Regions from separate parts of the Homo sapiens genome. Here all the other regions are linked to region 4. Evidence: chromatin contacts called from ENCODE Hi-C or POLR2A ChIA-PET data. All regions are on one chromosome and are shown on one strand. Each heading gives the region's core, a stretch centred on a gene start or an enhancer-like site at or near the end of the contact. The rest is flanking DNA. Distances are from core to core; before and after follow the strand shown. Region 1 holds the start of GNA15-DT (GNA15 divergent transcript). Region 2 holds the start of TLE2 (TLE family member 2, transcriptional corepressor). Region 3 holds the start of S1PR4 (sphingosine-1-phosphate receptor 4). Region 4 holds the start of GADD45B (growth arrest and DNA damage inducible beta). Region 5 holds the start of GNA11 (G protein subunit alpha 11). Region 6 holds the start of ABHD17A (abhydrolase domain containing 17A, depalmitoylase).

Region 1 (4,552 bases), core at 262-2,761, 680 kb before region 4:
TCTCTTCTAAGAATACAAAAAAAAAATTAGCCGAGCGTGGTGGCGGGTGCCTGTAATCCCACCTACTCCGGAGGCTGAGGCAGGAGAATGGTGTGAACCCGGGAGGCGGAGTTTCCAGTGAGCCGAGATCGCGCCACTGCACTCCAGCCTGTGCGTGTGCGTGCATGTGTGTGTGCACGCATGTGTGTGCCTGTGTGCCTGTGTGTGCGTGTGTGTGCCTGTGTGTGCGTGTGCATGTGTGTACTGTGTGTGTGCATGTGTGTGTTCATGTGTGTGCGCATGTGTACATATGCGTGTATTGTGCACGTGAGTGCATGCAAGTGTGCATGTGTGTGGTGCATGTGTGTTCGTGTGCATGTGTTGTGCATGTGCACTGCGTGTGTACATGTGTCCCGTGTGTGCACGTGTGTATGTGCATGTATTATGCACGTGTCTGTGCGTGTTTGTGTGCATGCATTGTGTATGTGCGTGTGTGCACTGTAGTGTGTGTGTGTGTGTGTGTGTGTGTGTGTGTGTGTGTGTCTGGGGTCCTGACCAAACAAATGCTGTAGGTCTGTGTCTTGGGTTGCTGCAATCTGACCACAAAAGGCTGAAGGGTCAAGTTCATAGCCATGCTGGGCACACACAGGCCCGTTCAAGAGCAGGGATCCCTCCCTTTCTGCACCAGAGCTTCCTGCTCAGGTGAGGGTCCCTGGGCCAACAAGTGGGCAGGGCGAGGGAGGCGGTGGCGCACCTCCTGGTTGTTCTCCTCCAGGCACTGGTCGTATTCACTCAGTGAGGCCAGGTAGATGAGGGCGATCACGTTCTCGAAACAATGGATCCATTTCTTACGCTCTGACTTCTGGCCCCCGACGTCCACGATCCTACAGGGAACCGAGGTGCCCCCTTTCAGAGCTCAGGAGCCTGCTCCGTGACACCCCCAACCCCCATCACGTCTGGGATATGCCAAGATCCATAATAGCGACAGCAAGAATAGGTGCTAGCCTCTCGTGGATTTGCCATGTCATTCCCGCGAGGCAAGGATGAGTCTTACGCCCATTTTACAGATGAGAAGCCTGAGATCCAGGGAGGAGCGGGGACTTTCCCAAGCTTCTACTGTGCTGGGCTGCCTGCTTTCTACCCCCATATTAGAGGGGAGCAGGTTGGACAGATCTGAGATGTGCCCTGGTGCTGGCTGGGCGACCCGGCGGAGGAAATTGCCAAACATCTCCAAAACTCAGTTTTCCCATCTGTGCTATGGGGCTCCTGTGCTCTGGCTGGCCATGGGCATGTCCAGTGGCCACACAGATGGGAATGAGGGCTGTTCCCAGAGCACACGTCCTCCCCTCCATCTGTGACTCAGCCCCACGCACCGTAACAAAAGCCTGAACCCTGCCCCCACCTTCCTGTTCTCTCTCTTCTGAGAAATGTGGGTCGCTGATAACCATCTGTGCGTCATTTCCCTGGGGATGCAACCGTTACTCAGGAAGTCCCAGAACAGAGGCTTTGGACGGGCCCGGCCCAGGGCCTCAAGCAAGAAGGGACTTGCCCCATTGCACAGGAGGGGAAACCGGGACTGATGATGAAGCAGTTAGGCTGCAGCTGCTGGATGTGTCTCCTGATCCCTGAGACCCACTCCTCCCATGCATCCTCAGAGTCCCTCAAACCCCACATCCAGAGCCAGACAGGGTAAGCAGCCGTCGAGAGGGGGCTCTGGAGACTGAGACGGGAGTGGGATCAGCAACTGACCAGTTGGGAACTGTGGGCATCACCTCTCATCTCGGGTCTCAGTGTCCTCTGAGCCCTCACTCCATTCATTCGTCTCACTCCTGGGCCACACCTAAAAATCACTTCCTTGGCCCAGACTTCCCCATGATTTCCCAGCCTCTACCTTCACTCCTAAACTTTTATCCACCCACCCACCCCATTCATCGATTTATTCACTCATCCATCCACCCATCCACCCACCCACTCATCCATCCACCCATCCAGCCATTCACTCATCCATCCATCTATCCATCTACCCATCTATCCATCCATCCATCATCCATCCACCCACCCATCCATCCACCCATCCAGCCATTCACTCATCCATCCATCTATCCATCTACCCATCTATCCATCCATCCATCATCCATCCACCTGTCCACCCATTTACGAAATCCACCCACCGACCCACCCATCCATCTCTCCATTTACTCATCCATCCATCCATCCACCCATCTGTCCACCCATTACCCAGCTACCCATCCATCCATCTACCCATCTATCCACTCACTCATCCACCCATGTACCCATCCACCCACCCTCCCACCCATCCACTCATCCATTCATCCACTCACCCATCCACCCATTCATCCATTCATCCGTCACCCACCACCCATCTACCCATTCATTCATCCATCCATCCACTCATCCACCCATCCATCCACCCATTCATCCATCCATCCATCACCCACCACCCATCTACCCATTCATTCATCCATCCATCCACTCATCCACCCATCCATCCACCCATTCATCCATCCATCCATCCATCCATCCCACCCATCCATCCATCTATCCATCCACCCATCCATCTATTCATTCACTCATCCATCCATCTATCCGTCTATCCATCTACCCATCTATTCATCCATCCATCATCCACCTGCCTGTCCACCCATTTACTCAATCCACCCATCCATCCATCGCTTCATCTACTCATCTATCCATCCACCCATCTGTTCACCCATTATCCATCTACTCATACATCCATCTACCCATCTATCCACTCACTCGTCCACCCATCTACCCATCCACCCACCCACACCCCCATCCACTCATCCATTCATCCATCCATTCACCCACTCATCCATCCATCCTTCACTCACCCATTCACCCATTTATTCATTCATTCATCCATCACCTGCCACCCATCTACCCATTCATTCATCCATCCATCCACTCATCCACCCATCCATCCATGCATTCACCCACCCATTCATCCATCCATTCATCCATCCCACCCACCCATCCATCTATCCACTCATCCATCCATCCTTCACTCACCAATCCACCCACCCATCCATTCACCCATCACCCTTCCACCCATCTACCCATTAATTCATCCATCCACTCATTCACCCATCCATCCACCCATTCATCCACCCATCTATCCATCTATCCACTCATCCACCCACTCATCCATTCATGTATCACCCATCCACCCATCTAACCATCCATCCATCCATCCATCCACTCATCCCTCTTTCAATCCATCCATCTATCCATCCATTCATCCATCCACCCACTCATCCATCTATCCATTGATTCATCCACTCATCCATCCTGCCACTCCATCCATCCACTCATCTATCCCTCAACTTATCCATCCATCTATTCATCTATCCATCCACCCATTCATCCACCCATCCATTCCCTTCCATCTTTCCTTTTTTTTTTTTTTTAAAGATTCCCAGACCAAGTATCTCTCCCATAGAAGTCATCCTTGGGTACTAACACTACTATTGTGTCCCAGAGCTGGTTCCTTCTCGTGGGTTCTCGGTCTCGCTGACTTCAAGAATGAAGCCGCAGACCTTCGCAGTAAGTGTTACAGCTCTTAAAGGTGGTGTGGACCCAAAGAGTGAGCAGCAGCAAGATTTATTGTGAAGAGCGAAAGAACAAAGCTTCCACAGCGTGGAAGGGGACCCGAGCGGGTTGCCCCCATTCCATCTTTCCAACCATCCACCCACATTTACCAACTTCTACTCTGACCTTTAGCTATTCACTAAAGAAGCAGAAGAATCAAACTCAGCCCCTAACCTTGTGAGGCTCTCCATCTTGTAGAGGAGACCCACAGAAAACAGATAAATTATGAACCTTCCTAGTAAGGACTATTGAAGAGGCCAAAACAATAGGTTTGGGGGATTTAGGGAAAGGAAGGCCAAATAGGGGTAGGTCAAACACAATCGCTGTCTCTGGGCATGACTTTGCACCCCTGCTCAGCTCCCCGCCATCAGCCCATGGAAACAGATCTTGCTAAGGTCACCAGTGACCCTCTAACTGCCAATCCCAGAGTCATTCTTCTCACTGTATTCTTGACCTTTCCTTTCCTGACCTTTGACATTGGCCATTGCTCTGCTGGGTTAGGGTTAGGGTTAGGGTGCTGCACTGGCCATTCCCACCTCTGTCTGCCAGCTAAGGTGGAGTCCCCCTAGGCCCCTCAGACTCAACCTGTCCCAAAGGACTCCATCACCACCTTTTCATCCTCTAGCCCACCGGCTCCACTGTCTACCCCCATCACCTTGACAAAAAACTCAGGTGTCATTTTTGACTTCCTGTTCTAATTCCCACACTCATCCAGTCCTGCCCATTCCACATCAGAAACAACTCTTGCCCATCCCTTCCTTTCCATCCCCACGCCCGCTGTCCTGGCTCCTCCTTTTTCTGAGTTTCCTGACTTCCAGCCTCACACTCTAGTCCATCCCCCAGTGTTGATGACTACAGGGATCACCTCTGAGCTCCCCAGACCAGGCCTCCCCAGACCTGGTCCTGACTGTATAGTCTCTATTTCCTCCTCCCCAGCAGCCCC
Region 2 (4,510 bases), core at 335-2,834, 550 kb before region 4:
TCTCCCGCCTCAGCCCCCCAAGTAGCCGGGACCACAGGTGTGCATCACCATGCCTGGCTAATTATTTTTGTATTTTTTGTAGAGATACAAAAAACACAAAAATGTTTTTTTGTATTGTCGCGGTGTTGTCCACACTGGTCTTGAACTCCTGGGCTCAAGCGATCCTCCCTCCTCAGCTTCCCAAAGTGCTGGAGCTACAGGCATGACCCACCACCCCTGGCCCATTGATAAGGGCTCTTGTGCCCTTTTGTAAGGGTACAAAATGGGTTTTTGTAACCCTAACCCTTAGGTACCATTAGGTACTCGATCACCTAAGGACACAAGTCCAAGTGTCATCAAGGGGCATGGATTTTTCTCTGTTTTGTTCCCAGCTGTGCCCCAGTGTCTACAGCAGTGTGTGGTCCACAGTATGCATTTAGTACACGTTTGTTGATTGACTTCACAAACCTCTCCTGAGGTTTCTCCAAAGAGAATAAGAACTTCCCACTCCCCGGGTGGGCCTGAAGGATGCTGGCTGGATGTCTGTGGTCTCTGGTCGGGGCTGGAGCCTTTGCCGTGGGAGAGACTTGAGTCTGATGGCAGAGCTGTGGTTCTTCCAGTTCTGAGTGGGACACGGCTCCTGCCTTCAAGAAACCCAGTCTGAGAGGGGAGACAGCCCAGTCCACTGGTGATGGCAGTAGGAACACAATTCCCATCTGTGGAAGTTTGCTCTGTGTAGGGAGAGGCTGACAGCGTTCATGCACTATCTCATTTAAGTGCAGTGCCCAGTGCGGTGGCTCCCGCCCGTAATCCCAGCACTTTGGAAGGCCGAAGAGAGAGGCTTGAGTCCAGGAGTTCAAGACCAGCCTGGGCAACATAGTGAGACGCCCCCCTACTCCATCTCTGCAAAAAATTAAAAAATTAGCTGGGCGTGGTGGTGCACACCTGTAGTCCCAGCTACTGGAGAAGCTGAGGGGGAAGGATCGCTTGAGCCCAGGAGTTCGAGGCTGCAGTGAGCCATGATTGCCCCACTGTACTCCAGCCTGGGCAACACAGGGAGACCCTATCTCTGCAAAAAATTAAACCCTAAAGATAGCGCACCACCCCTGACCTTTTGCAGAGACTACTGAGGCCCCCAGAGGGCGAGGGCCCGGCATGATCTGGGAAGCAGTGTTTGCTGTGAGATTCCCTTTCTGGCAGGGTTCCCTGCCAGCGCTTGGCAAGGCTGCGTCCTGCTGACCCTTCAATCTCAACCCAATGTCACTTGCTCAGAAAAGCCATTTCCGACTCCAGACTGGTCCCCGCTCCCCGCAAGCCCCCCCCCCCGCTCCCACGGTGGGTAACACGGTGTGAATTTCTTCACTGGTTTTTCTTCTCCCGCCCCTCCGGGAGGGGGTGGGGACCCTGTTTTAAGGCACTGGGCGCCTCCCCACCCGGCCTCAGTTTCCCCAACGGCCCAGGGACTGAAGGAAGGGGGCGGGTGCCCGGGGGCCGGGGGGGGCGCGGGCGCGGGGAGGGGCGGTGCGCGGGGGTGGGCGCGGGGCGGGCCGCGGGCGCGTGGGGGCGGCGGCGCCACCTTAAGGCGGCTCAGCCCGCGGCTCCCGGCCGAGCCCCGCCGGAGGGAGGCGGCTCCGCGCGGGGCCCGCCGCCCGCGCCGCCGCCACCGAAACCCGGCCGCGGCGCGCCCGACCTTCTGCGCCGGCTGCCGCGGCCGCCCTCGCCGCGCTCCCGCCCCGGCCGCTGCCCCTGCCCGCCCCGCTCGCCCCGCGCACCCCAACCCGGGGAGGGGCTCCCACGACCCCGGGCGCGCGCGCTTGGGGGCGCGCCAGGGACTCCAGGGTCCCTTGCCCCGCGCCGCTTCTCCCTCCTCCCTCTTTCTTCGGGCAGCCTCCCCACCACCCCACTTCAGCCTCCCCCACTCTTGCCGCCTCCATATCATCAAGCTCTGGTGGCGCCTGGGGGGCTTTTCGGATCGGCAGGATGTACCCCCAGGGAAGGCACCCGGTGAGTGCGGACTGCGGGGAGGGGGCCCCCAGTGTCCGGGAACTCAGACCCTGACGTTTCCCCCACACCCCCCCCAGACCCCGCTCCAGTCCGGCCAGCCCTTCAAGTTCTCGATCTTGGAGATCTGCGACCGCATCAAAGAAGAATTCCAGTTTCTTCAGGCTCAATACCACAGGTGAGGGGGGCCGCCCCAGGGGCCGCGGGAGTTCACCTGGGCGCCGGGGCGGGGCGAGGCCTCCGGGGTATAGGGCGGGGAGGAGGGGCTCCCGGTTGGAGGGGGGGCGCGACAAAGGCCTCCAGGTGGAAGCGCAGGTGCAGAGGGGTCTGGGGACAGTCAGAGCTGGGGCATTTGGAGCCCAGGAAGGGGCGGGGAGGGACTGGGACAGGAGGTGGGGGGAGGTCTGTAAGGAAGTCGGGAGGGGGAGATCCAGCCTCTCACTTTGGAAGCCGGCCCACATGGGGCGGGTGGGAGCCCCTTGCCCTCTCTCTTCTTCTCAGCCTCAAGCTAGAATGTGAGAAGCTGGCCAGCGAGAAGACGGAAATGCAGCGACATTATGTCATGGTGAGGGCACTTATGATGCCAGGGTGAGGGGAGAGGCGGGCAGGGCTTTGAGTCACGGTGGACTCTGGGGTAGGTCCCTGCCCCACTCCGAACCTCGTCTTCCCCGTCTGTACATTGGGCAGGTTGGGATTTCAGGCTCTCTAGGAGGGTCCTCCCAGCTCTGGGAATGGGGAGACAGGGAGGACCCCTCGCCTGATGGGAGTCTCTGTCGGGCCAGGGCCTCTGGACACTTCCTACCTGCCCTGCCTCTCTGGGGAGAGTAGAGGGGGCCCTTCCAGGCAGAGCCCCCGCTTCCTCCTCTGGGACCCCGTGGAGCTGGGGGGGGCTCTGCTTCCTGCTGTGATTCCCCTGAACCTGGGGACTCTTGGAAGACCCTGGCATCACCTATCTGGAGGAGGGCACCCATCTCCACCCTAGACGTTCTTACTTGGTTTTTCCTTTGCAGTATTATGAGATGTCGTACGGGCTCAACATTGAAATGCATAAGCAGGTAACTGGGTTGGGGTTACGCGTGTTCAGGAGGGAGGGTGGGGGTCTGGAAGCCCTGAGAAGGACCCAGAGTGGGCAGCCGGGGCCAGAGCAGACCTAGGGAACACGGGTCTCATCCTGAAATCTCCGCAGAGGTCACAGAGGGCCCATCTGGGACCAGGAAGACAGATTTCAGCCTCGTGGAAGGAAAATGAGTCCCACCTTCTGAAGACAGTATCTAGCAGTTGGAGCGTCCAGCAGAGATGCAGGCAGTGGGCAGGGGCCACCAGGCATCCCCATCAAGGAGGGCACATAGCAGAGGCAGGGCAGCCAGGCCAGGGAGGCTGTGGAAGTGACTTCTGTCCTAGGAGGGAGCTGGATGGCCACTCTTAGAGGTCCCTTTCAACCCAGAAAGTCTGAAGTTTTGAGATGGACCCCAGGTTCTGTTGCTGCTTTGAAGCTTCTGAGATTGGTCTCAGTGTGATTGGCTGGAAGGTTCCAAGATTGTTCTCCAGGCCCTGAATTTGATGCCATGGTTCAGACTGTGACCCCACTACTCCAAAATAGACCTCAAAACTCTGTGGCTGTCTTCAGGGCTTTGAGATTGACTCCAGTGTCGTAAGGCTCTGAGCCTCTTCTGGAGCTTCTCAGTGTGATCCAAGGTTCTGAGACAGACTTCAGGGTTCTGAAATAGACCTCAGGGTTCTGAGATTGACCTCAAGGTTCAGAGATAGACCTCAGGGTTCTGAGATTGACCTCAGTGTTCTGAGATAGACCTCACGGTTCTGAGATTGACCTCAGTTTTCTGAGATAGACCTCAAGGTTCTGAGATAGACCTCAGGGCTCTGAGATTGACCTCAGGGTTCTGAGATAGACCTCAAATTTCTGAAATTGACCTCAGGGTTCTGAGATAGACCTCAAGGTCCTGAGATAGACCTCAGGGTTCAGAGATAGACCTCAAGGGTCAGAGATAGACCTCAGAGTTCTGAGATAGACCTCAAGGTTCTGAGATAGACCTCAGGGTTCAGAGATAGACCTCAAGGGTCAGAGATAAACCTCAGGGTTCTGAGATTGTCCTATCTGTGTACTGAGATGTGTTAAAAGGTTCTGAGGTGTTCCTGAACTTGTGATCTCAAGGTTCAGAGATAGACCTCAGGGTTCTGAGATAGACATCAGGGTTCAGAGATAGACCTCAGGGTTCTGAGATAGACAGGGTTCAGAGATAGACCTCAGGGTTCTGAGATTGACCTCAGGGTTCAGAGATAGACCTCAGGGTTCTGCGATTATCATATCTATGTGCTGAGATGTGTTAAAAGGTTCTGAGGCTATTCCCGAACTTCTGATCTCAAGGTTCTGAGATAGACCTAAAGATTTTTTTTTTTTTTTTTTTTTTTTAAATTTTGAGACAAAGTTTCACTCTTGTTGCCCAGGCTGGAGTGCAATGACCTGATCTTGGCTCACTGCAACCTCTGCCTCCTGAGTGCAAGCGCCTCTCCT
Region 3 (4,444 bases), core at 1,945-4,444, 700 kb before region 4:
GTCATGGCTGCCCTAGCAAATCAATACACTGAGAGACTAAATTTTTAACTTTCATTTAATTTCTTTTTTGTTGTTGTTTTTGTTTTGTTTTTTGAGACGGAGTCTCACTCTATCGCCCAGACTGGAGTGCAGTGGAGCAATCCCAGCTCACTGCAACCTCCACCCTCCGAGTTCAAGCGATTCTCCTGCCTCAGCCTCCCGAGTAGCTGGGATTACAGGCGCCTGCCACCGCACCCAGCTTATTTTTTGTATTTTTAGTAGAGACAGGGTTTCACCATCTTAGCCAGGCTGGTCTTGAACTCCTGACCTCATGATCCACCCACCTCGGCCCCCCAAAGTGCTGCGATTACAGGCATGAACCAATGCACCTGGCCTAACTTTCATTTAATTTCAATGAATTTTCTTTTTTTTTTTTTTTTAATTTTTTTTTAGAGACAGGGTCTCACTCTGTCACCCAGGCTGGCACGATCACCGCTCCCTGCAGCCTCGACCTCCCGGGCTCAAGTGATCCTCCCACCTCAGCCTCTCGAGTAGCTGGAACCACAGGCATGCAACAACATGCTCGGGCTAATTTTTTTAATTTTGGAGGATTTTTTTGTAGAGATGTGGTTTCGCTATGTTGCCCAGGCTGGTCTGGAACTCCTGCACTCAAGCAATCCTCCTGCCTCGGCCTCCCAAAGTGCTGGGATTACAGGCATGAGCCACCACACCCAGCAATTTCCATGAATTTTCAATAGCCGTGTGTGCCTCACAGCTGCTGTGTTGGTGGGTAAATGGCCCCCACACACCGCATTCCCCATCGTACAGTGGAGAAATAATGACTTAAAGCAGAACTTTCTGAGCCCAGGCGGCGGGTGGTGTGGATTCTGACTCTGCTCAGACACTGGACTGGACGGGACTGGCTTGGTCCTGGGAGAAGGTGGGCGAGAGCTGTCTATGAGCTGCAGGTGCTGGAGGCTTCCGGATTTACATCTGCACTGAAACTGTGGCCACCCGCCCCATGGGGCTACCGAAATATAAACAGATTCAAATTAAACACAACCTACACTTCGAAATTCAGTTATCTGCTTGCACCGTAGCCCCGTGGGGCTGGCGTCTCCCATACTGAATGGTGTGGAGCTGAAACGTCTCCACTGGAGTTTCACGGGGCAGGCAGTTGTCAGCCCCTGTGGCTGGCGGGGAGCGTGTACAATCAACCCTGTGCTTCGGCTTCAGTGATTAAACTGTTTTACCCACCGGGAAAGCCGAGGCCGTTCATGCTGAAGGGGATGTGAGGGAAGATTCCCCCAGCCCAGGAAGCCAAGGTGGTGCCTCTGCCAGCCCCAGAGAGTGGGTCCCCAAAAGATGCAGAGGCCAGAGATGGGGCATGGGCCCTGCCATTTCTAAAGGGGAAGTGAACAAGAAGAGGCGGCATTAACTGTCATTGTCACCCCCACTTCCCGCAACGCCCAGAGGTTGTCCACACACACACACACACACACACACACACACACACACTCCACCCTCACAGGGCACTGGCCCGTGGCCCTCTCTAGCAAAGACACACCCGGCTGCCCCTAGATCCACAGCCCCCCTGAGCCACGGCCCCCACGCATGCACGCACCAGGGAATAAGAGGCCGCAACATCACGTACCATGATCGAACTTCAATGTTGCCAGGGCATGCATCCCACAGTCCACCCCTTGCAGCCTGGGAGCCCTACTGAGGCCCAGAGAGGGGCCGGGACTTCCCCAGAATCACACAGAAGCGGGGTTGTGGGGAACCCACTCGCCCCCACACCAGGGTGCTCTCTGCTCCTACGGGGAGGTGGGGTGGTTGCCTCCTTGTCCAGGGTGACCATGGGAAGCCCATTTGGCGTCAGAAGCCCCGAGAGGCCACCGGGAAGACCATGGGGGCCTGTCCCGTTCCCTGCTCCCCATACAGGCGAGGCTGCGTGCACACAGCTTCCTGTACCCCAGGAGGGCCTGCCTGGCACGCACCCGGTGGCTGCACCATCCACACGCAAGACTGCAACTTCAGATGCTCCGCACGCTGGAGATGCTGGACAGGGGCTCCCGCATCCGAAAGCTGAGCGAGCGGGAGCCGCGAAAGCTGTCCCTTGGCCTCAGAGAGCTGTCGGTGGTGGAAGCTCCGGAGTGAGCCTCGACGGCCCGGGCCAGGCAGTCCCCGGGCCCTCGCATGCCCAGCCGGAGACACCCGCAGCAGAGGAAGCTGAGCACGGCTCTGCACACCTCCCTGCTGCGGAAGGAGTAGATGATGGGGTTGACCGCCGAGTTGAGGACGGCCAGGGCCAGGATCCAGTCCATGCCCCGCAGGTACTCCTGGGCCCAGAGGTTGGAGCCAAAGACGTCGGCCAGCAGCAGCCCGAAGAGTGGGCCCCAGCACACCAGGAAGGCCAGCAGGATCATCAGCACCGTCTTCAGCAGGCGGCGGGCCTTGCGGCGGGCCGCTGGGCGTGGGGCCTTCTGCCCGCTGGCCTGCACCAGGCGGAAGATGGCCCCATAGAGGCCCATGATGGTGGCCAGGACGCCGGCGAAGATCACCAGGCAGAAGAGGATGTAGCGCTTGGAGTAGAGGGGCAGAAGGCTGGAGCAGCGGTCAAAGGCGCACAGGCAGTTCCAGCCCAGCAAAGGCAGCATCCCCAGCAGCGCGGCCAGCAGCCAGCAGAGGCCGATGAAGCCGTAGACGCGGCTGGTCTTGGTGGCCCCGCTCTCGGCCACCGGCCGCACCATGGTGGCAAAGCGCTCCCCTGCAGTGAAGAGCAGGCTGAAGGTGGAGGCGGCCAGGGCGGTGAAGAGCAGGCCCTCCCGTAGGAACCACTGGGCGGGCGCCAGACGGAAGGTGCGGGCCCCCGACAGCAGCACGTTGGCCAGGTAGGCCGCGCCCGTGAGCAGGTCACTCAGCGTGATGTTCACCAGGCAATAGTAGACCCAGCGTCGCGACCGCATGTGGCTGGTGATGGCCGCCAGCACCAGCAAGTTCTCCAGCACCACCAGGCAGCTGGCGGCCACCGACAGCCCCCGCAGGGCCCCCAGGCCGCCATCCTCCGGCCCCCCGCGCCCGGCCAGCCGGCCCGAGTGGTTGTAGTGCAGAACAATGAGCCGGCTGTGCCCGCCGGCCGCCAGCTGTTGGCAGGACTCGGGGGCCACCGGGGTCCCCGTGGCGTTCATGGCCTCCCCCGGGGGCTGACTGAGGCCCGACGCAGGGTGGAGCCACCCGCCTTGCTGGTCTTGGTTTCCTGTTATTTGAAATTTCCTGTTATGTTCAAGGTGCCCTCCAGGGTGGAGGTAAGGCCGAGGACAGGGAGGGGCACCCCAACGGTCGGCCCCCACCCGGGCTCCTGGAGCCAACGCGCTGGGGCTGCCCTGGCTGTGAGGACCCCCACCCCTGCCCTGGCTGCCTTCTTCCTGTCCTCGAAAGCCGGAGACCCGCAGGGAGCCCCGGAGCCGTCAGTCACGGAGGGGAAATGAGTCCCCACTCGGGATGGGCCACCCCTTTCCAGCCGGACGACTCCTCCCCACCAGCCCTGATCACCCCCGAAGCACCCGTCGGCTCCACTGAGGTCTCCCCACATGCTCCACCGGCGCTCAGCACACAGCAGGTGCCTAATAAATGTCAAGTGCCTGCATGCCCTTGAGCACTGACTCATCCGACTTGATCCCCGAAACAGGGCCTGATGCGTTACAGAAGAGGAAACTGAGGCCCAGAGAGCCCGGTGCGTTGCAGAAGGGGAAACTGAGGCCCAGAGAGCCCGATGCGTTGCAGAAGGGGAAACTGAGGCCCAGAGAGCCCGATGCGTTGCAGAAGGGGAAACTGAGGCCCAGAGAGCCCGAGGCGTTGCAGAAGGGGAAACTGAGGCCCAGAGAGCCCGAGGCGTTGCAGAAGGGGAAACTGAGGCCCAGAGAGCCCGATGCGTTGCAGAAGGGGAAACTGAGGCCCAGAGAGCCCGATGCGTTGCAGAAGGGGAAACTGAGGCCCAGAGAGCCCGATGCGTTGCAGAAGGGGAAACTGAGGCCCAGAGAGCCCGAGGCGTTGCAGAAGGGGAAACTGAGGCCCAGAGAGCCCGAGGCGTTGCAGAAGGGGAAACTGAGGCCCAGAGAGCCCGATGCGTTGCAGAAGGGGAAACTGAGGCCCAGAGAGCCCGAGGCGTTGCAGAAGGGGAAACTGAGGCCCAGAGAGCCCGATGCGTTGCAGAAGGGGAAACTGAGGCCCAGAGAGCCCGATGCGTTGCAGAAGGGGAAACTGAGGCCCAGAGAGCCCGATGCGTTGCAGAAGGGGAAACTGAGGCCCAGAGAGCCTGATGCGTTACAGAAGGGAAAACTGAGGCCCACAAAGGCGGCCTGAGGCCAACTTTCTGCCCATGGGAGGACACACAGGTCCAGGGAGAGAGACCCCCAGGGACAAGCTGGTAGGGTCTCGGGGCCAGGCGCCCATTTTGGGATTC
Region 4 (4,255 bases), core at 1-2,500:
CTGCCCACGGGACATGCCAAACGTGGCTGAGCGCTGAGCTGTGCAGGACCAGTCAGCCCGACTTTGTTGACAAACACCGGCCCAGGTGCCCGGGCGTGGCGGGGCAGGGCAGAGGCCCGACTCACCGTGACCAGGAGACAATGCAGGTCTCGGGCCTCGGTGGTGCCCTGGGTCTCGGCCGGCTCTCCCAGGAGCTGCGCCAGGCGCTGCATGCCCGACACCCGCACGATGTTGATGTCGTTGTCACAGCAGAAGGACTGGATGAGCGTGAAGTGGATTTGCAGGGCGATGTCATCCTCCTCCTCCTCGTCAATGGCCAAGAGGCAGAGGACCACGCTGTCTGGGTCCCTGAGGGGGCCAAAGGGTAGGGATGGGTCAGCCGGGGACAGGGGAGGGGCCACCGTGCAGGGGGAGTTTGCAAAAAAGGAGCGTGCAAGAGCAAAAGAGAAACTGCAAGGGTGCAGGGGATTGCCTCTGCAAGCTGGTGACGGTGGGGGGAGGGGAGGGCACACGGTTCAAAGTATGGGGTAGGGGGAGACAGGCCCACGGCGGGAGGGGTGTTTGCAGACGATACATCAGGATACGGCAGCCCCCGATCCACAAAACGGCAGAGAAGCTCTGCATCCACAGCGGGGGGCACTTGGGGAAGTCCCAGCTCCATGCAAGACAAGCGTGCGGAAAGCGTCCAGAGCGGAGGGGAGGTCCCGTCCCACCCGCGCCCAGCCCGGGAAGGGGGTCTGACTCACACATTCATCAACTTGGCCGACTCGTACACCCCCACTGTGAGGCGATCCTGGCGCTGAGCGGCCACCAAAAGCTCCTCCACCGCGGCGGTCACCGTCTGCATCCTGAGACCAGGAAAGAGGGATCAGTGACGGGCGGACCACCGGGTGCTACGTTCCGCTCCCGGCCCGGCCCAACCCGACCCATCCCGTCCCGGCTGACCTCAGGCGGCGGCAGCCCCGGCTACTTACTTCTGCGCCGCGTTGTCGCACGCCACGAGCTCTTCCAGCGTCATGTTGCAATTATAATCCACAGTGGATGCGGCTCCACGGCAGTCCCCAGGGAGAAATTGCAAAATCCGAGCCAGAGAGCCCAAAACCTTCCCACAGAGCTAGAGCGCTCGTCCAAGACCTTCGGGAAGCAGCGAAATCCTTCCAGAAAAGGCGGAAAAATATATTGCAAAGTCCTTGGCGAGGATAATCCAGGAAGTTGCGGAAACCAACGGTAGTCCGACGCTTCGGCGATCTGAGCTGGGAGCCTCCGGCACCGACTTTTATAGACTTGAACATTGGGCGTGGCCTCAGTGGAGTCATTCGCCCCTCCTATTGGTGGAAAGACAAGGGCGAGTGCAGCTAGCTCTGCGGTTGGCCGACGGAGGGGAGGGGGAGGAGCGGCGTGCGGGGGCGCCCCACGTGGGGGCGAGAACCGGGAGGAGGGCGCGCGGGGGCCGGGTAGGTGACCGCGAATGCCAGAAAAGAAAAAAAAGCAGAAGTTTTTTTCTCCTGATTTCCCGGCAGCCGAGCCGCGGTTCGGGGCGCGCGCGGGATTTCCAGCGCGCGAGGCGGCCCGGACTTTCGGGGGGGCCTGGAATCCCCTCCCGATCCGCGGAGAGTCCCGGACCGCGCCTTTCCCAAGTTCTGCTGGGGGTGGAGGGGCTGCACCGGGAAGGGGCCCCGTTTGCAGCGTGATCTCGCCCAGGTGGTGGTGAGGGCCGGAGTCTCTCCTGGCTGCGACGACCCCAGCCCCTGGGTGATTTCGCTTCTCCCGGCCTCTCTGTTCCCGTCTGAGTAATGGGTCTGCAGCGCCGGCCTCGCTGGTTTGCAGAGCATGGCATAAAATACGGCTGACAGTAAGAGCCCAATACACATCAGCTGTCACCTGGTGGTCGCGGGAGGCCTCCTCGAGGGCCCCGAAAGTGGGAGGTTGCAAAGCCCGGGGCGCTCTGGAGAAGAAAGTGGGCGCCTCCTCGCCGACCCCGCGAGTATCAGGGTGGGGTGCGCGTGGGAGGTGCAGGTGGCGCGGCCCCGCCCCCGCCGGCTGCCTGGCGTTCCAGCCTTTGCCCGTGCGGAGGCCTCCAGGCCCTGGAGAAAGCCATTGTTGAGGGGAATGGTGCAGGCTCCGGCTGCACGCCGCCACCCAGGGCCCACGTGCAAGGATGACGGCTACTTTTATTTCTCACTCCGGGGTGGGCGCTGACCTGCATTGAGTGCGTGGTGCGGACCTGGTACCCCCCACCCCTCCGGATTCATGGATGATTTAATCCAAGACCTGGGAAGCAGGGGGGATGCTTATGTGCATTATGCAAAAGGGGAAACTGAGGCTTGGTGAGGCCATAGGCTAGTTCGTGTTGGAGCCACGCGTGTGCGCCAGGCACGGCCGCCTGCAGGACTCCGCCGCCCCGGGAAGGCTGTTCAGGAGCGAGGCTGGCAGGCCCCGCATGACAACGTCTCCCACGGTCGACTGGGGGCTCCCGGGTGACTCACATCTGAGTCCCCTCCCCCGCCAGCCTGGGGTCTGGCCTCCGCCCGGCGGCTCACTTTCCCCAGTTGCCCGGCTCCCCGGCCCGCGGGTCCGGCTGACGCATCCCACCTCCTCCGCGCCGCCCACCGCTGGGGCACGAAATGTCCCGGGGCTGCGAGGCGCGGTGGCGCCATCTGGTGGCCGCGCCGAGTTTCTGCGCCCTCAGCGCCGGAAGAGAGGGACGGACGGGCGGGGCACTGGGCTGGAGGCGGGGGATAAGGGGACCGTGGCGGTTGCAACGTTTTATGTAACTTTATGCAATGTTTTACGCATGCAACATACATATTTATATTTTATAATTTCAATTTAAAAGTTAAATCGGCCGGGCGCGGTGGCTTACGCCTGTAATCCCAGCACTTTGGGAGTCCGAGGCGGGCGGATCAACTGAGGTCAGGAGTTCGAGACCAACCTGACCAACATGGCCAACATGAGCTGAAGATAAGGAAGATCAGGGAGGTGGGTGGGATAAGTGCAAAGTCAGATTCTGTCTTTATTTACAATTTTGATATTTTGTTCCTCATGGATACTTGGGCATTGATTTTGATTTTTAAAAAGTATTGCAGGCTGGGTAATCCCAGCACATTAGGAGGCTGAGGCGGGCAGATCGTGAGGTCAGTTCGAGACCAGCCTGACCAACATGGTGAAACCCTGTCTCTACTAAAAACACAAAAATTAGCTGGGCGTGGTGGCACGCGCCTGTAATCCCAGCTTACTCAGGAGGCTGAGGCAGGAGTATCACTTGAACCCAGGAGGTGGAGGTTGCAGTGAGCCGAGATCATGCCACTGCACATGGCATGGTGACAGAGAGAGACTCCATCCTCCCCAAAACAAACAAACAAACAAACAAACAAACAAAAAGGCCGGGCACGGTAGCTCACTCCTGTAATCCCAGCACTTGGGGAGTCTGAGGCAGGAGGATCACCTGAGGCTGGGAATTCAAGACCAGCCTGACCAACCTGGAGAAACCCCATCTCTACTAAAAATACAAAATCAGTCGGGCGTGGTGGCACATGCCTGTAATCCCAGCTACTCTGGGGGCTGAGGCAGGAGAATTGCTTGAACTTGGGAGGCAGAGGTTGCAGTAAGCCGAGATTGCAGTGAGCCGAGATCGTGCCACTGCACTCCAGCCTGAGTGACAGAGTGAGACTCAGTCTTTAAAAAAAAAAAAAAGAAAGAAAGAATGGGGTGTGTTGTGTGCACCCAGCTACTCCGGAGGCTGAGACAGGAGGATCACTTGAGCCCAGGGGTTCCTGGCTGCAGTGAGCCGGGATTGCACAGTTGCATTCCAGCCTGGGCAACAGAGTGAGACCCCGTCTCAAATAAATAAATAAAATAAGGGCTGGGCACGGTGGCTCATGCCTGTAATCCCAGCACTTTGGGAGGCTGAGGCAGGTGGATCATCTGGGGTCAGGAGTTCAAAACCAACCTGGCCAACATGGTGAAACCCCGTCTCTACAAAAAATACAAAAATTACCTGGGCATGGTGGCACATGCCTATAATCCCAGCTACTCGGGAGGCTGAGGCAGGAGAATCGCTTGAACCCGGGAGGTGGAGGTTGCAGTGAGCCGAGATTGCACCACTGCATTCCAGCCTGGGAGACAGAGCGAGACACTGTGTCAAAAATAAAGCAAATAAAATAAATAAAATAAGGCGAGCAAAGCAGGGCCTCAGAGAATATGTGTCCAAGTCCTTCTTCCGTGTGTCCCCCGTGCCAGCCATAACAACCTCCTC
Region 5 (4,324 bases), core at 1,381-3,880, 620 kb before region 4:
TCCAGCTGGGATGCAAGGTTGCTTGGACGGGAAGTTTTCTGAGGGTCTGTCGCATCAGATTCCCAAAGGGGTCCCTGGCTCCAACACCTTGGGTGTGAAGCCCTCCCAACCCCCTGACAGCCCCGGCTCTCTGCGTGGCACTGACACCAGTCCTCCTTGGGTCGCACGTGAGCTCACATCTTCCTCACTGTCCTATCTGCCACGCCTGGCCCTGAGCCTGACAGCAACCTCCCGTCTTACAGGCTGATAGGGGTCAACTTTCAGGCTCACAGAGTGGGAGGGGGTGGGACTGCAGACACAGGTGCTCCTGCAGCAGACACCCCCGGGCCACAGGCGGGCACTGGACAGAGGATGCGGGAAGGGCCGCATCACTTCCAGACTTGCTCCAAGCAGCCAAGGCGGCAGACACGGGAGCCCCTGACCTTCGTCCTTGAACCCCGTGTCAATCTCAAGTCCAAAGTGCAGGCACAGAAGACCGGGTGCATGCAGGGATGGCGGCGGGGGTTCTGGAGGTCACAGAGCCACAGGGCAAGGCCATCTGGTAAGATCTTTATGACACCAGTAATTCCTAACTCCCCTCCATCCAAACAAAGTCCACGACCCACTACAAAAGCCAGCCAGTGCCACTCTGTGCAAAGTGCCACCACGCGGGCCGCACTGCACATTTCCTCCAAACGTGAGGACCACGGCTCTGCCTACCCGCGGCCCCCTGGAAAGATGGCCCATTTTAGAACCCTTAGGTAAATCAAAACACAAGTTTGGGGAAAAAAATCAGGAAGGCGTTTCATCCAAGGCACCTCTGTAACCCGGGACACGGAGGGCCCTAAGAGGCTCACGGCAGGAGAGGCAACGTGTTCCCCACACAACATGCGACCTGCCTCCTCCCCAAGAGCCACCGCCACCAGCACGCCCCCTCCTCCGTCACCGCTGCCTCTCACGCATTTCCGACCTTCCCCACCGCCCCGCCCCCGGCCCAGGAGCTAACCTAGGAGCTCGGGAGGGCAGGGGCGGGGCAGGGCAAGAGCTTCTGTTTTGTAAACCACTGAAGGGGCCCTTATTTGGAGTGACAACACTTTACAGCTGGCCCGACTGGCTCCCTGCAGCAGGTGTGCCTTGGGGAGAAGGAGGTTCACCAGCAAACCTTCTCCAGGACGGTGGGGAGGAGCCGGCAGGTGGGGGGCTGCTCTCAACGAGGACTCAGCGTGGCTCCCACCAGGACTCTAAGGAAGGGGGCGGGGGAGGCTGCCGAGATAGCTGCTTGGGACAACAAGCAAAGGCTCCCTCAGGTGTCAACCGCCCCACCCTCAGCTGAGCGGAACCCTGAGGAGAGGAAAGACTGTCTTTTTCCCACAGGGTGCATTCCAGCCAAGAGGAGTACGGGGTTTCCCGGAACAGGAAGGCAGGAGAATGGCCCTGAAGGGAATGTGGGGATAGGGGACACGGAGGAGTCTTCGGGGGGATGGGGGGGTGTACAGGGCCTGCATGGAGGGTACAGGGCCTGCATGGAGTGTACAGGGCTCTGCCTGGAGGGAAGGGTCAACGCGGGGCCCTGAGCAGTGAGGGGTGAGTGTGCCCTGTGGGTTACAGCCCAAAGGTCTGGCCCTGAAGGGGTAGCGAGGGGTGGGTACTCCGGTGGGGTAAGGTCAGAAGGTCCCTGTGCAGGGAGGGACTGGTCCCTTGAGAAGGAACAGAGGGCAAATCCTGAAGAGTCCTGGAGGCCCAATGTAGACAGCAGAAGCTGGGAGCTGACCTAGGAGTGATCGGGGGCCTGATCCAGACAGGACAGACACAGGCTGACACCGGAGAGTCCCAGGTGCCAACATGAACAGTTAAGGCAGGGGCTGACCCCAAAGAAATCAGGGGCCCGCAGCTGACCCCGGAGGGTCCCAGGTGCCGACCTAGACAGCAAAGGCAGGGCTGACCCCAGAGGGTCCCGAGCCGACCCAGACGACACAGGCAGGGCTGATCCCGGAGGGCCCCGCCCCGACCCGGACAGGCAGTGAAGGCACAGGCAGGGCTGACACTCGAGGGTCCCGCGACCCGGACAGGCAGGGAAGGCACAGGCAGGGCTGACCCCGGAGGGTCTCGCGACCCGGACGGCACAGGCAGGGCTGACCCCGGAGGGTCCCGGCCCGACCCGGACAGGCAGGGCAGGCACAGGCAGGGCAGGGCCCGCAGCCGGCAGGCCCGGGGGCCGCACTCACCGAGCAGCAGCAGCTTGAGCTCGCGCCGGGCGTCGCGCTTGTCCCGCCGCAGCTGCTTCTCGATCTCGGCGTTGATCCGCTTGGACTCCTTCACCTCATCGCTCAGGCAACACGCCATCATGGACTCCAGAGTCATCGTCCCGGCCCCGGCCGACGCGGCCGCCTGCCCGCCGCCGCCCCCCGGCCCCCGGCCCGGCCCTGGCCGGAGCCGCCTCGGCCGCCGCCCGCCGCGGCCCTCCGGCCTCGGCCACCGGCCCTCGGCCCCGGGCCGGCCCGCCCCGCCTCGGCCGCCGCCTGGCGAGCCGCCGGGTCCCCGCTCGGGCCGCGCCAGCCGCGGACTCCCGCGCGGCCGCACTCAGCCCGCGCCGCCGCCGCAGCCACCGCCAACCGCAGCCGCCGCAACCGAGCGACAGCGCCGGACAACCTAGCAGGCTGGGAGCGCAGCCCGCGACGGGCAGACGGTGCGGCCAATGGGAGGGGCCGGCGGCCAAGCGCGCCCACCATGGGGGCGGGACTAGCGGCCTGGGCGGGGCGTCGGCGGGCGCGAAAGGGGCGGGGCGGGGCGAGGGCGGGGGGCCCGCGGGTTTGGTTGCGCCGACGTGGGAAGGGGGACGCGCAGCCGGGAGCCGGGGCGGGGCCGCCCGGGATTGTGGGAATGTGGCGGACTCGGCCCGGCCAGGCTCGGCTCCGCTCGGCTCCGTTCGGCCCCGCTCGGTCCCGCTCGGCTCGGCCCAGGCGCGGTGGCGGAGGCGCGCACGCGGCCGCTGCGCTCTCTGGGTCTCCAGGTGCCTGGGCAGCAGTCGCTGCCCCCGGGAAGCGCCCTGACATTGCCTGACAGGAACCTTCACTCATCCATTAAAAAGCGTTAATGGAGGTCGGGCGCGGTGGCTCACGCCTGTAATCCCAGCACTTTGGAAGGCCGAGGCGGGCGGATCACCTGAGGTCTGGAGTTCGAGACCAGCCTGACCAACAGGGAGAAACGCCGTCTCTACTAAAACTACAAAATTAGCCCGGCGTGGTGGTGCACGCCCGTAATCCCAGCTACTCGGGAGGCTGAGGCAGGAGAATCACTTGAACCCAGGAGGCGGAGGTTGCAGTGAGCCGAGATCACGCCATTGCACTCCAGCCTGGGCAACAAGAACGAAACTCCGTCTCCAAAGAAAAAAAAAAAAAAAGAGGGCCGGGCGCGGTGGCTCACGCCTGTAATCCCAGCACTTTGGGAGGCCGAGGCGGGTGGATCACGAGGTCAGGAGATCGAGACTATCCTGGCTGACACGGTGAAACCCCGTCTCTACTAAAAATACAAAAAATTAGCCGGGCGTGGTGGCGGGCGCCTGTAGTCCCAGCTACTCGGGAGGCTGAGGCAGGAGAATGGCGTGAACCCGGGAGACGGAACTTGCAGTGAGCTGAGATCATGCCACTGCACTCCAGCCTGGGCGACAGAGCGAGACTCTGTCTCAAAAAAAAAAATTAAAAAGCGTTAATGGGACACCTACTGTGTATCAGGCATTAATGGGACACATTCTATATGCCAGGCACGGACCAGAGATTAATGGAGTGCCTGCTGTCCATCAGGTGTCAATCAGGCCTTACTGCAGTGCCTGCACCATTCCAGGCCAGGTATACGCATTCATGAAATGCCTACAGGATACCAGGCACTGCTGTAAGCCCGTTAAGCTAACCCTACCCAAGGGATATCTTTTTTTTCTTCTTCTTTTTTTGAGATGGAGTCTTGCTCTGTCGCCCAGGCTGGAGTGCAGGGGCGTGATCTAGGTTCATTGCACCCTCTGCCTCACAGGCTCTAGTGATTCTCCTGCCTCACCCTCCCAAGTAGCTGGGATTACAGGCGCGCCACCATGCCTGGCTAATTTTGTATTTTTAGTAGAGAGCGGGTTTCGCCACGTTGGCCAGGCTGGTCTCAAACTCCTGGCCTCTAGTGATCTGCCCTCCTCGGCCTCCCAAAGCGCTGGGATTATAGATGTGAGCCACCTCACCCAGCCATATCTTTATCCTTACTTTGCAGATGAAATGGAAGTGGCCACCAGAATTTATAAAAACGTGTGTTCCCACCACCTTGCTGACTACTGAAAACCCTTTTCCCTCTCTGGCCTCCTTGGCCA
Region 6 (4,365 bases), core at 1,481-3,980, 590 kb after region 4:
CTGGTGCTCAGAGAATTCACAAGGACCTAGGAAGAAGCCTGGACTTGTTTTGGCCTTTGGACCTCAGGAGAACCTCAGCGGAGGCTGGGAGCCTCGAGGGGGACAGCAGAGGCAGGGGAACGCTGGGGCAGCTCTTGACAGCCCCAGGGAGACCCAGGCAGCTGAGTCCTGAGCAGGGGCGCCAGAGGTCCAACAACACCGGAAAATCAGAAAATGAGGCAAAGCAGCCAGGTGCGGTGGTTCACGCCTGTAATCCCAGCACTTTGGGAGGCCGAGGCTGGCAGATCACTTGAGGTCAGGAGTTCGAGACCAGCCTGGCCAACATAGCGAAACCCCATCTCTACTAAAAATACAAAAATTAGCCGGGTGCAGTGGCGGGTGCCTGTTAGCTCAGCTACTCGGGAGGCTGAGGCAGAAGAATAGCTTGAATCTGAGAGGTGGAGGTTGCAGTGAGCCGAGATCGCGCCACTGCACTCCAACATGGGTGACAGAATAAGACTCTGTCTCAAAACAACAACAACCAAAAAAAAAAAGAGGAAAGAAAATGAGGCAAAGAAACCCTGGGCTATCTCTAAGTCTCTAGTCTTTTGAGCCTGATTCCTTCCCTGGCAGCTGTGTCCTGAATTTGAGGAATGAGCCCCTGGGGGCAGGATTGGCCCAGGAGCCTCAGGCTTATCTCAGAACAGTGGAGCTAAGATGAGAGTCCCTGGGACGGAGCGGGGGCTGCGGTTGCCTGCAGGCTGGAGGAGCATTTTGAGCTGGAAAAGGCACGAAAGCTGGGGGGAAGGCACATATGAGAGAAGGCCTGAAAAGCAAGGCTTCCCACCAATTCACACTCACACTTCCAGGCTGGGCCCCTTTGGTGTCTGCAGCCCTTTCTGCCCCTGTCCCTGTCACTTCCTTAGAAAGGCCTGCCCTGACCACGCTCTGAGATTCTCCAGTAACCTTCTTCCATTTTCTTTTCTTTACTTTTTTTTTTTTTGAGGCAGAGTCTTGCTCTGTCGCCCAGGCTGGAGTGCAGTGGCGTGGAGTAGCTGAGATTACAGGTGCGCGCCACAACAGCCGGCTAATTTTTGTATTTTTAGTAGAGATGGGGTTTCACCATGTTGGCCAGGGTGGCCTAATTTTTGTATTTTTAGTAGAGACAGGATTTCACCATGTTGGCCAGGCTGAACTCCTAACTTCAGGTGATCTGCCTGCCTCGTTCTCCCAAAGTGCTGAGATTACAGGCGTGAGCCACTAGGCCCTGCCATAATGCAATTTTTTTTTTTTTTGAGACGGAGTCTCGCTCTGTCGCCCAGTCTGGAGTGCAGTGGCGCGGTCTCAGCTCACTGCAAGCTCTGCCTCCTGGGTTCACGCCGTTCTCCTGCCTCAGCCTCCCGAGTAGCTGGGACTACAGGCGCCCGCCACCACGCCCGGCTATCTTTTTGTATTTTTAGTAGAGATGAGGTTTCACCGTGTTAGCCAGGATGGTCTTGATCTCCTAACCTCATGATCTGCCCGACTCGGCCTCCCAAAGTGCTGGGATTATAGGCGTGAGCCACCGCGCCCAGCCCATAATGAAATTTTTTTAAGAGACAGGATCTTGCTCTCTCGCCCAGGCTGGAATGCAGTGGAGTGATCATAGTTTTATTTATTTATTTATTTATTTATTTATTTATTTATTTATTTATCTGAGACAGTCTTCTTGCTCTGTCACTTGGGCTGGAGCACAGTGGCCCGATCTTGGCTCACTGCAACCTTCGCCTCCCGGGTTCAAGCGATTCTCCTGCCTCAGCCTCCGGAGTAGCTGGGACTACAGGCGCGTGCCACCATGCCCGGCTAATATTTGTATTTTTAGTAGAGACAGGGTTTCACCACGTTGGTCAGGCTTGGTCTCAAACTCCTGACTTCAGGTGATCTACCTGTTTCAGTCTCCCAAAGTGCTGGGATTACAGGCATGAGCCACCGTGCCCGGCCTAATGTAATATTTTAAAAACTAATGCAAAAGAATTTCTGATGAGCAATATATAAAGACTTTAAATAAGCTGGTCATGGTGGCTTGTGCCTATAGTCCTAGCTACTCAGGAGGCTGAAGTAGGAGGTTCACTTGATCCTGGGAGGTCGAGGCTGCAGTGAGCTATGATGGCACCAGCCTGGGTGACAGAGTAGACTCTATGTTAAAAAAAAGAGGCCAGGTGCGGTGGCTGATGCCTGTAATCCCAACACTTTGGGAGGCTGAGGCAGGAGGATTCTGGGGTCAGGAGTTCGAGGCCACACTGGCCAACATGGGGAAACCCCGTCTCTACTGAAAACACAAAAATTAGCTGGGCATGGTGGTGGGCGCCGGTAATCCCAGCTACTCAGGAGGCTGAGGCAGGAGAATCGCTTGATCCCAGGAGGCAGAAGTTGCAGTGAGCTGAGATCGCGCCATTGTACTCCAGCCTGGGCGACAGAGCGCGACTCCATCTCATAAAGAAAAATATTTTAAAACATTTCTAAATGTTGATGTCTGAGTTTTTTTTGGCGTCCCTGTAAATTTTGTTTTCCAGGCGAGAACTTTACTGGCCTCAACCTATTCCGGGTCCCCAAGTGAATGAAACCTAAGTTTGGCCCCGCCCACAGAGCAGCAGGCCACGCCCCTCGACATATCAGCCCCGCCCCCAGGACGCTAGTCGCGCGGTCGCTCTGTGCCTGCAGACCCCCGCCCCGCGCGCTCCTCGCGTCACTTCCGGGGCGGTGGTGAGAACGAGGCTCACTTCCGTCCGTGGGGGGAGCTGCGGCGGTGGCGGTGCAGGAGGCCGGGCAGGGGTGCGGAGGGACCGACGGACGCACGGGCGGGCGGCCGGGAGCCATGGAGCGCGGCCCTGGGGCCCGGGGGCGCGGGCCGGGGTGGTGAGTGCCGGGCAGGGGCGGGGGCGGGCGCGGCCGCGCGGGGTCCCGGGCCGGGCCTCGAGGGCCTGACAGCCCGGTTGGACGTCCCCGAGACCCCTGCAGTCCCAGGGCTTCCGCGGGTCCTGCCCGAGGAGCCCAGAGCAGGGGCGCGGACCGCGGATGAGCGTCTGTGATTGGGAAAGCCCTGTCCCCATCCATTCAGCCCTCCGGCGTGGGTTGCGCTCCCACCCTCCTGCGGACGCGGCCCTTGCCTTCGGGGAGCACCCGTCCGAGCCGCGGATTCCGCTCTTTTGCCCCGAAACTGCCCCCAGTCCGACAAACGCTTCGGCCTCTCGCCCCCCAAGGCAGCTCCCAGGGGCCCTCCCGAGCCCTGCTTCCCAACCAGCTCCCAGTCGCTGTTTCCCTTGTCAGGCTTCTTCCTGCCACCCTGACTCCTGGGCGGGCTTCCCGGCCTCCGCTCGCGTCCGTTCTCCGGGATGCAGCCCTTCTCCTATGTTGTCCATCGCTTGCTCGGGACTTCTTCGCGGCCCCGCCATTTCTCCCAGGATGAAGTGCAAACTCTCGGGGGCGCGACCTCACCCGTCCCAGGCTCTCTCTTAGGACCCTTCTGCTCACTTCTTCCTCCCAGGGTCTGCTCTAGCCAGGAGCCTGCTCTGTCACCTCGGATTTTGCTCCTGCTTGTCCCTCTGTCCCATCCCCCTGTCACCTGGCCCGTTTGTCTGCCCTCTGATATGGCCGCGCCTCCCCCCAGGCGGGTTTCCCACCCTGACTGGTTGAGTGAGGTGCAGTCACCGTCTCCCATATGTAGGTCATCTTCCAGTATTTTGGCTGCTCGGTTGCTTGCTGGTCCTCAGAACACCTCTAGCTTGCAGAGGGTTGCCCAGTTAAGTGCGTGGGAACGGAATTGGTGGGATTCAGGGTGTCAAGGGTGTGTGCCCAGTGAGTGAGGCGTCTGGGTTTGCACTCCCCAGTCCACGCCCATTAGTGACACTAGGGAGGTTCCAGGTACCTGTGGCTGGAGAGGAGAGGAGACTAGACTTTCCCTTCCCTGTCAAAGCTGGCGGACCTTGGGGATTCTTTTCCTCCTGTGCTTCCTCCTTAATTCTGTGCTGCCTACCACCTGCCCATTCCTTTAGTGAGTGGCAGGTCATGGTCCTGCTCTCATAGAGTTTCTGGTTTGGAGGTGGGGGGAGATCTGGCCAAACGTGTGAAAAATACAAGCTGTGGAAAGAGCGTGTAAGGGGTCCTGTCCCAGCTTTGAGGACTCTGAGAGCGTTGGCAGTGAGGTGCAAAGGGTGGTTGGGTTGGGCAAGGCTGTCTAGTGAGGTTGGGGAAGGGAGTTCCTGGCAGAGGAGCAGAGGCAGGAAGGGGCAATTTGGCTTGTCTTGAGGGAGCCAGGAGTGGCAGGGTGTGAGATGAGTGAGTCTGGAGAGGTCGGCCTGAGCCGGAATGCGGACCTGGCAGGCTGTGGGGAGGGCTTTGATCTCTATC

The links. A loop is a pair of places that touch in the nucleus more often than their neighbours do. ChIA-PET counts read pairs that join two places held with the same protein, here RNA polymerase II (POLR2A). Pooled maps may share reads with other maps.
Region 1: a loop to region 4 is called in a pooled map, with 6 times the contacts of the local background. The contact joins the promoter of GNA15-DT here to the promoter of GADD45B in region 4. A Hi-C loop is called at or near these places in 2 of 50 pooled maps. POLR2A ChIA-PET finds 5 or more read pairs at or near these places in 2 of 52 experiments (HepG2 and naive thymus-derived CD8-positive, alpha-beta T cell).
Region 2: a loop to region 4 is called in a pooled map, with 2.6 times the contacts of the local background. The contact joins the promoter of TLE2 here to the promoter of GADD45B in region 4. A Hi-C loop is called at or near these places in 8 of 50 pooled maps. POLR2A ChIA-PET finds 5 or more read pairs at or near these places in 15 of 52 experiments (A549, AG04450, BJ and 12 more).
Region 3: a loop to region 4 is called in a map of naive thymus-derived CD4-positive, alpha-beta T cell, with 8 times the contacts of the local background. The contact joins the promoter of S1PR4 here to the promoter of GADD45B in region 4. A Hi-C loop is called at or near these places in 1 of 168 maps with a recorded cell type or tissue (naive thymus-derived CD4-positive, alpha-beta T cell), 3 of 37 single-sample maps with no recorded cell type and 9 of 50 pooled maps. POLR2A ChIA-PET finds 5 or more read pairs at or near these places in 5 of 52 experiments (HepG2, WTC11, activated B cell and 2 more).
Region 5: a loop to region 4 is called in a pooled map, with 9 times the contacts of the local background. The contact joins the promoter of GNA11 here to the promoter of GADD45B in region 4. A Hi-C loop is called at or near these places in 1 of 168 maps with a recorded cell type or tissue (heart left ventricle) and 4 of 50 pooled maps. POLR2A ChIA-PET finds 5 or more read pairs at or near these places in 2 of 52 experiments (PC-3 and WTC11).
Region 6: a pooled map shows a loop between it and region 4 (6-fold over the local background). The contact joins the promoter of ABHD17A here to the promoter of GADD45B in region 4. A Hi-C loop is called at or near these places in 3 of 50 pooled maps. POLR2A ChIA-PET finds 5 or more read pairs at or near these places in 8 of 52 experiments (GM10248, K562, MCF 10A and 4 more).

What each region holds. Positions count from the first base shown.
Region 1 is chr19:3,152,134-3,156,685 of GRCh38, reverse strand. It overlaps GNA15-DT (GNA15 divergent transcript), which reads left to right and starts at 1,511. Exons shown (of 4, transcript NR_110670.1): 1 at 1,511-1,668. GNA15 (G protein subunit alpha 15) reads right to left here. Exons shown (of 7, transcript NM_002068.4): 5 at 734-863. RefSeq lists enhancers at 1,191-1,280, 1,321-1,650, 938-1,895.
Region 2 is chr19:3,026,354-3,030,863 of GRCh38, reverse strand. TLE2 (TLE family member 2, transcriptional corepressor) reads left to right here and starts at 1,584. Exons shown (of 20, transcript NM_003260.5): 1 at 1,584-1,983; 2 at 2,061-2,158; 3 at 2,482-2,545; 4 at 2,991-3,035. The coding sequence starts at 1,960.
Region 3 is chr19:3,177,519-3,181,962 of GRCh38, reverse strand. S1PR4 (sphingosine-1-phosphate receptor 4) reads right to left here and starts at 3,194. Exons shown (of 1, transcript NM_003775.4): 1 at 1,631-3,194. The coding sequence starts at 3,170. The coding sequence ends at 2,016. RefSeq lists enhancers at 947-996, 1,607-1,836, 1,877-2,056, 2,097-2,746, 4,330-4,444 and a silencer at 2,977-3,526.
Region 4 is chr19:2,473,122-2,477,376 of GRCh38, reverse strand. It overlaps GADD45B (growth arrest and DNA damage inducible beta), which reads right to left and starts at 1,250. Exons shown (of 4, transcript NM_015675.4): 1 at 975-1,250; 2 at 747-848; 3 at 126-348. The coding sequence starts at 1,018. RefSeq lists enhancers at 1-9, 80-239, 250-359, 1-590, 520-609 and 2 more and silencers at 1,990-2,099, 2,470-2,609.
Region 5 is chr19:3,092,668-3,096,991 of GRCh38, reverse strand. GNA11 (G protein subunit alpha 11) reads right to left here and starts at 2,630. Exons shown (of 7, transcript NM_002067.5): 1 at 2,205-2,630. The coding sequence starts at 2,340. RefSeq lists enhancers at 1-851, 852-1,837, 1,838-2,825 and silencers at 878-967, 2,122-2,251, 2,572-2,691, 2,712-2,961.
Region 6 is chr19:1,883,861-1,888,225 of GRCh38, reverse strand. ABHD17A (abhydrolase domain containing 17A, depalmitoylase) reads left to right here and starts at 2,730. Exons shown (of 5, transcript NM_001130111.2): 1 at 2,730-2,874. RefSeq lists enhancers at 141-646, 647-1,151 and a silencer at 3,318-3,465.